Regions from separate parts of the Homo sapiens genome. Here region 2 is linked to region 1. A link is an interaction called in ENCODE POLR2A ChIA-PET data of the cell type or tissue named here. Cell type or tissue: Panc1. All regions are shown on one strand. Region 1 holds the start of LINC02710 (long intergenic non-protein coding RNA 2710). Region 2 overlaps PHF21A (PHD finger protein 21A).

Evidence for each region. ChIA-PET counts read pairs that join two places held together with the same protein. Peaks named below come from ENCODE experiments on the same cell type or tissue, not always from the same donor. Only the 100,000 strongest peaks of a DNase experiment are listed, where the experiment ranks them.
Region 2: POLR2A ChIA-PET joins it to region 1 with 10 read pairs; 2 of 35 experiments call an interaction of 5 or more read pairs at or near these places.

What each region holds. Positions count from the first base shown.
Region 1 is chr11:46,218,013-46,220,512 of GRCh38, reverse strand. It overlaps LINC02710 (long intergenic non-protein coding RNA 2710), which reads left to right and starts at 853. Exons shown (of 3, transcript NR_183776.1): 1 at 853-932. In Panc1, no CTCF peak of the experiment used is centred here; no DNase peak of the experiment used is centred here.
Region 2 is chr11:45,987,538-45,990,037 of GRCh38, reverse strand. The region is part of intron 6 of PHF21A (PHD finger protein 21A); the gene reads left to right. Among named protein-coding and RNA genes, the nearest start is that of LARGE2, 66 kb to the right of the region's middle. In Panc1, no CTCF peak of the experiment used is centred here; no DNase peak of the experiment used is centred here.

The DNA.
Region 1 (2,500 bases):
GGTTACAGTGCTTGTTTAGCTAGAGGTAGAGCCAGGATTTGGACACAGGTCTCACTTACTCTGAAGCTCAAGCTCTTTCTTTCTTCCTTTCTTCTCTTTCCCTGATGACAGCAGGGGCAGTTCTATGCTCCCAAGCAAGATAAGAACAAGGTCTAATTCCTTTTCTTCCCATCTGATATTTCCTGGTAGCAAACATTTCCGCCATTTTAAGACCTGTGCTACCCATTGCCATAGAGTAGTGAAGTCCCAGCCTGTTTTGTCTCTTGCAGTAGCCACTCCTTACAGAGCCTGAAAGAGAAGGGGAGCGTCCAGCCGCCATCTTGGGCTCTGTCTTGTCATCCCTTGAACAAGTCTGTCTTCTCTCTCTTTTTTTTTTTGAGACAGAGTCTCGCTCTTTCGCCCAGGCCGGACTGCAGTGGCACTATCTCGGCTCACTGCAAGCTCCGCCTCCCGGGTTCACGCCACTCTCTTGCCTCAGCCTCCCTAGTAGCTGGGACTACAGGCGCCCGCTACCGCGTCTGGCTAATTTTTTGTATTTTTAGTAGAGACGGGGTTTCACCCCGTTAACCAGGTTGGTCTTGATTTCCTGACCTCGTGATCCGCCCGCCTCGGCCTCCCAAAGTGCTGGGATTACAGGCGTGAGCCACTGCGCCCGGCCACAAGTCTGTCTTCTCTTTAATGCCTCATTTGTCTTGGCACAAAGACACATGATTAGGCTCAGAGTGGCATGTTTTGGCAAGGGTGAGACACATTCAGTGGAGTGTTGGGGAAAGGATGGGGTTAGGGTGGAGGCCTAGGGCCAGAGACAGATGGGCCATGCTAAGACATACGTTAGTGACGTTTGTTAGGGAAATGACATGGCTAAATGGTTCTTTAGGAAGAAGAGTCAGGCGCCTCTGGAAGGGATGGTTTGGCCTACAGAGAGAAAACAGGTTATGGTCCAAAAATAGCAATGGCTAACATTTTTTGATTGCCAGACACTATTCTAAGCATTTAAACATATTTTAACTCTCTTAATCCTTGTGACATAGGTACTATTATTATCCCTGTTTTGCAAGTGACAAAACCGAAGTACAGAGACTTTAGGTAACTTGTCCAAGGACACACAGTAAGTGGAAAGGCCAAGACTTAGCCCAAGGCAGCCTACTCATAACTATCAATCTAGTTCAGCTGAATTTTGCAAAACTGAATGAGGAAACGTGTTAGTTCCTTGAAGACAGGGGGCCTGATTAACTACTGTATTCCCATGCAGAGCTCACTTTCTTTTGTTTTGTTTTGAGATGGAGTCTTGCTCTGTCACCCAGGCTGGAGTGCAGTGGTGCAATCTCAGCTCACTGCAAACTCCGCCTCCCGGGTTCACGCCATTCTCCTGCCTCAGCCTCCCGAGTAGCTGGGACTACAGGCGCCTGCCACCACACCCTGCTAAATTTTTTTTGTATTTTTAGTAGAGACAGGGTTTCACTGTGTTAGCTAGGATGGTCTTGATCTCCTGCCCTCGTGATCCGCCTGCCTCGGCCTCCCAAAGTGCTGGGATTACAGGCATGAGCCACCGCACCCGGCCTGCAGAGCCCAACTTTTGAAGCATCACGCACTGTCAATAGATACTTGATTAATGATTAAATGTGAAGGCAATTAGTCTGAACTAAAACAGTGGCAGGGTGGTGGTGGGGAAAAAATGTCCCTGAATTAGAATCACAGGATTTGATGACAAGAGTGGGGGTGAAGAGTGGAAGGAGAGGATTCTGGGGGGATGACTTGGAGGTTCCCAGGTTGGTGGAGCAGGAGGAGAGTGGTGTTGTTAATAAGGCTCAGCCTTCCTGATTAGGGGCTTATCAGAGAGAGTTGAGCTTGGGTCATATTAACTTGAGGGTCCTGGGCGCCTCGGCCCTGGCTCCTCATGTGAGAATCATATAAAGGTTATTCTTCTGATTTTGATAGCAAACCCAATAGGTTTGCAAACTTCTCACATGCTAATTAAGAAACTAATTAAAACCCATCGGTTCTTAAAGACATATGGTTTATTTAAAGTTGATCCAAGATTGATATTTGGTTAAACAATGTTTTAATAAATCATAGAATGAATTGGCTCTAAGAATACTAGCATGGTGCTCCAATTTACTAGACACTTTCCATGCATTCTTTTTTCCTTTGAAATATGAAAAAAATGAGATAGTGTAGATAAAAATATCTAATGCCTAACGATCATTTAAAGCTAGTTTCCTTCTTGAAGCCCATGGAACTCTGTGGGGTTAGGTATGGTTATTATCCCCATTGTACAGATGAAGAAACAGGAGTAATTAAGAGAGATTAAGGGGCTGGGTACAGTGGCTCACACCTGTAATCCCAGCACTTTGGGAGACTGAGACGGGTGGATTACCTGAGGTCAGGAGATCGAGACCAGCCTGACCAACAAAGTGAAACCCAGTCTCTACTAAAAATACAAAAATTATCTGGGTATGATGGCGAGTGCCTGTAATCCCAACTACTTGGGAGGCTGAGG
Region 2 (2,500 bases), 230 kb after region 1:
AGATTTAAAAAATTCTCTTTCTTTTAATTTTATTTATTTATTTTTTGAGTCAGGGTCTCACTCTGTTGCCCAGGCTGAAGTGCAGTGGCACGATCATGGCTCACTGCAGCCTCAACCTCCTGGGCTCAAGCCAGCCTCAGCCTCCTGAGTAGCTGATACTGCCGGTGTATGCCACCATCCTTGGCTAATTTTTGTATTTTTTGTAGAGACAGGGTCTCACTTTGTTGCCCAGGCTGGTCTCGAACTCCTGGGCCCAAGCAGTCCTCCTGCATTGGCCTCCCAAAGTGCTGGAATTATAGGCATGAGCCACTGTGCCCAGCTAAATTTTTTATTTTTTTATTTTTATTTTTATTTATTTATTTATTTATTTTGAGACAGTTTCACTCTGTCACCCAGGCTGGAGTGCAGTGGCATGATATTGGCTCACTGCAACCTCCACCTCCTGGGTCCAAGAGATGCTCCTGCCTCAGCCTCCCGAGTAGCTGGAACTACAGGTGCGCAACATCAGGCCCGGCTAATTTTTTGTATTTTTTTTTTTTTTTTTTTTAGTAGAGATGGGGTTTCACCGTGTTAGCCAGGTTGGTCTTGATCTCCTGACCTTGTGATCTGCCCACTTCGGCCTCCCAAAGTGCTGGGATTATAGGCATGAGCCACCGCGTCTGGCCCACCCCAGCTAAATTTTTAACCAAATTTGTTTTATTCATTAAGAGATCGTTCATGCTTTTCTTCTACAATGCTGAACCTCTCTCTTTAATAAGATTTGTAGTACTAATGATTTAAAACAAACAAAAGCAAATGTGTTCTGAAATTCTGAAAGATGAGTTCAGGTTTCTTGTGTCTCTGATGAAGTAAACTCAGATAAATACAGAGAAGTGCAAATTATCCTTTATCACATGTCTTGGAAGAGCCAATTCCATGAAGTTAATCAGTAATTATTTTGGCAGGCTGCACTTGTGAGGAACTTGCACCCTCCCTGTTGTTTGACGAGGGGTGTCTTGTCAGAAAGTAAATTTATAACATTGTTCATTTTTTTCTTTAAGTGATTGTAACAAATATTTGGTGGTAAATTTAACTACTGAAATTAGGAATACTTTGTGAAACTAAGAGGGTAGCATTCAGCAGCTTTAGAATCTTTTCTTTCTTTTTTTAAAGACAGTCTCGCTCTGTCACCCAGGCTGAAGTACAATGGCAGGATCATGGCTCACTGCAACCTCCACCTCCTGAGTTCAAGCAGTTCTCATGCCTCAGCTTCCCGAGTAGCTGGGACTACAATTGTGCCACCACCATGCCTGGCTAATTTTTGTATTTTCTGTAGAGACGGGATTTTTGCCATGTTGGCCAGGCTGGTCTCGAACTCCTGGTCTCAAGTGGTCATCCAGCCTCAGCCTCCCAAAGTGCTGGGATTACAGGGGTGAGCCACCACGCCTGGCCTAGCAGCTTTAGAATCTTTTAAAATTTATGTGCCTGTGCTATTACTGTAGATGATTTTTTAAATTATGATTTTAAGCATCAAGAGTGTGATATTAAGAATGTACTTTTGTTAAAAATACTTCCCAATTAAAAATGCCAGTGTTTAGTTATATACAAGTGTTACTTTTGTTTAAATGTAAGGCAAATATTACATTTCATCATATAATATTTTCTACATGATATATACTGCCTGCTACGATATATTTTTCTAATATTATTGTCTTTTTCTGTCTTCTAAGAAAACTTACAGAGTTGAGGATTCTTAAAAGGTATCCTCATCTTTGAAAATAATGGATCTATTTCTTAGTGGATGTATTCTGCATAGAATTTGGTTAAATAATCTGTTATATTTACCTCTTCTAGCATCTGATTCTGTCTTGTGTTTCTGTGAAAATGTGACTTCCTACATTATCTCAAATGGTACCTAGGGCTTGGAGTAGGTAAAACAATTTGTTTTGTCTGAGCAGTGTTCCATAAAATGATAGGGGCTTTGGTTTTGTTCCTCCTTTCCCCTCCTCCAATTTAGCATCATCACTGTACTTAAATTGTATTTTCATATCCAACTTGTCAGGGACAGCTACTGTGCAGCCATCTCCAGTCAGCATTCTTTTGTGAGGAAAACCACAGCAGCTACAGTGCAGAGGAATGGGAGAATTTCTGTAGTGTCCAAGACAATTCTGATATTAACAAAGCAGTGCTGCCTTTAGGTTGTGGGATACAGCCATGTAATGATGAATGACAAGCTGATGGTATGTGCAGCGGTGTTCTGTAAACAGACAGTTACAGAGGGACAGACGTTTTGCTCTATTGGAGCTTAATTTACAAATTAATAGCCTCTATGATATATCTTATTGTGGTACAAACACAATGATTCAGGTGCTTTTTTTTTTTTTTTTTTTTTTTTTTTGAGACGGGGTCTTGCTCTGTCACCCAGGCTGGAGTACAGTGGCGTGATCTTGGCTCACTGCAACTTCTGCCTCCTGGGTTAAAGCAATTCTCCTGCCTCAGCCTCCCGAGTAGCTGGGATTAC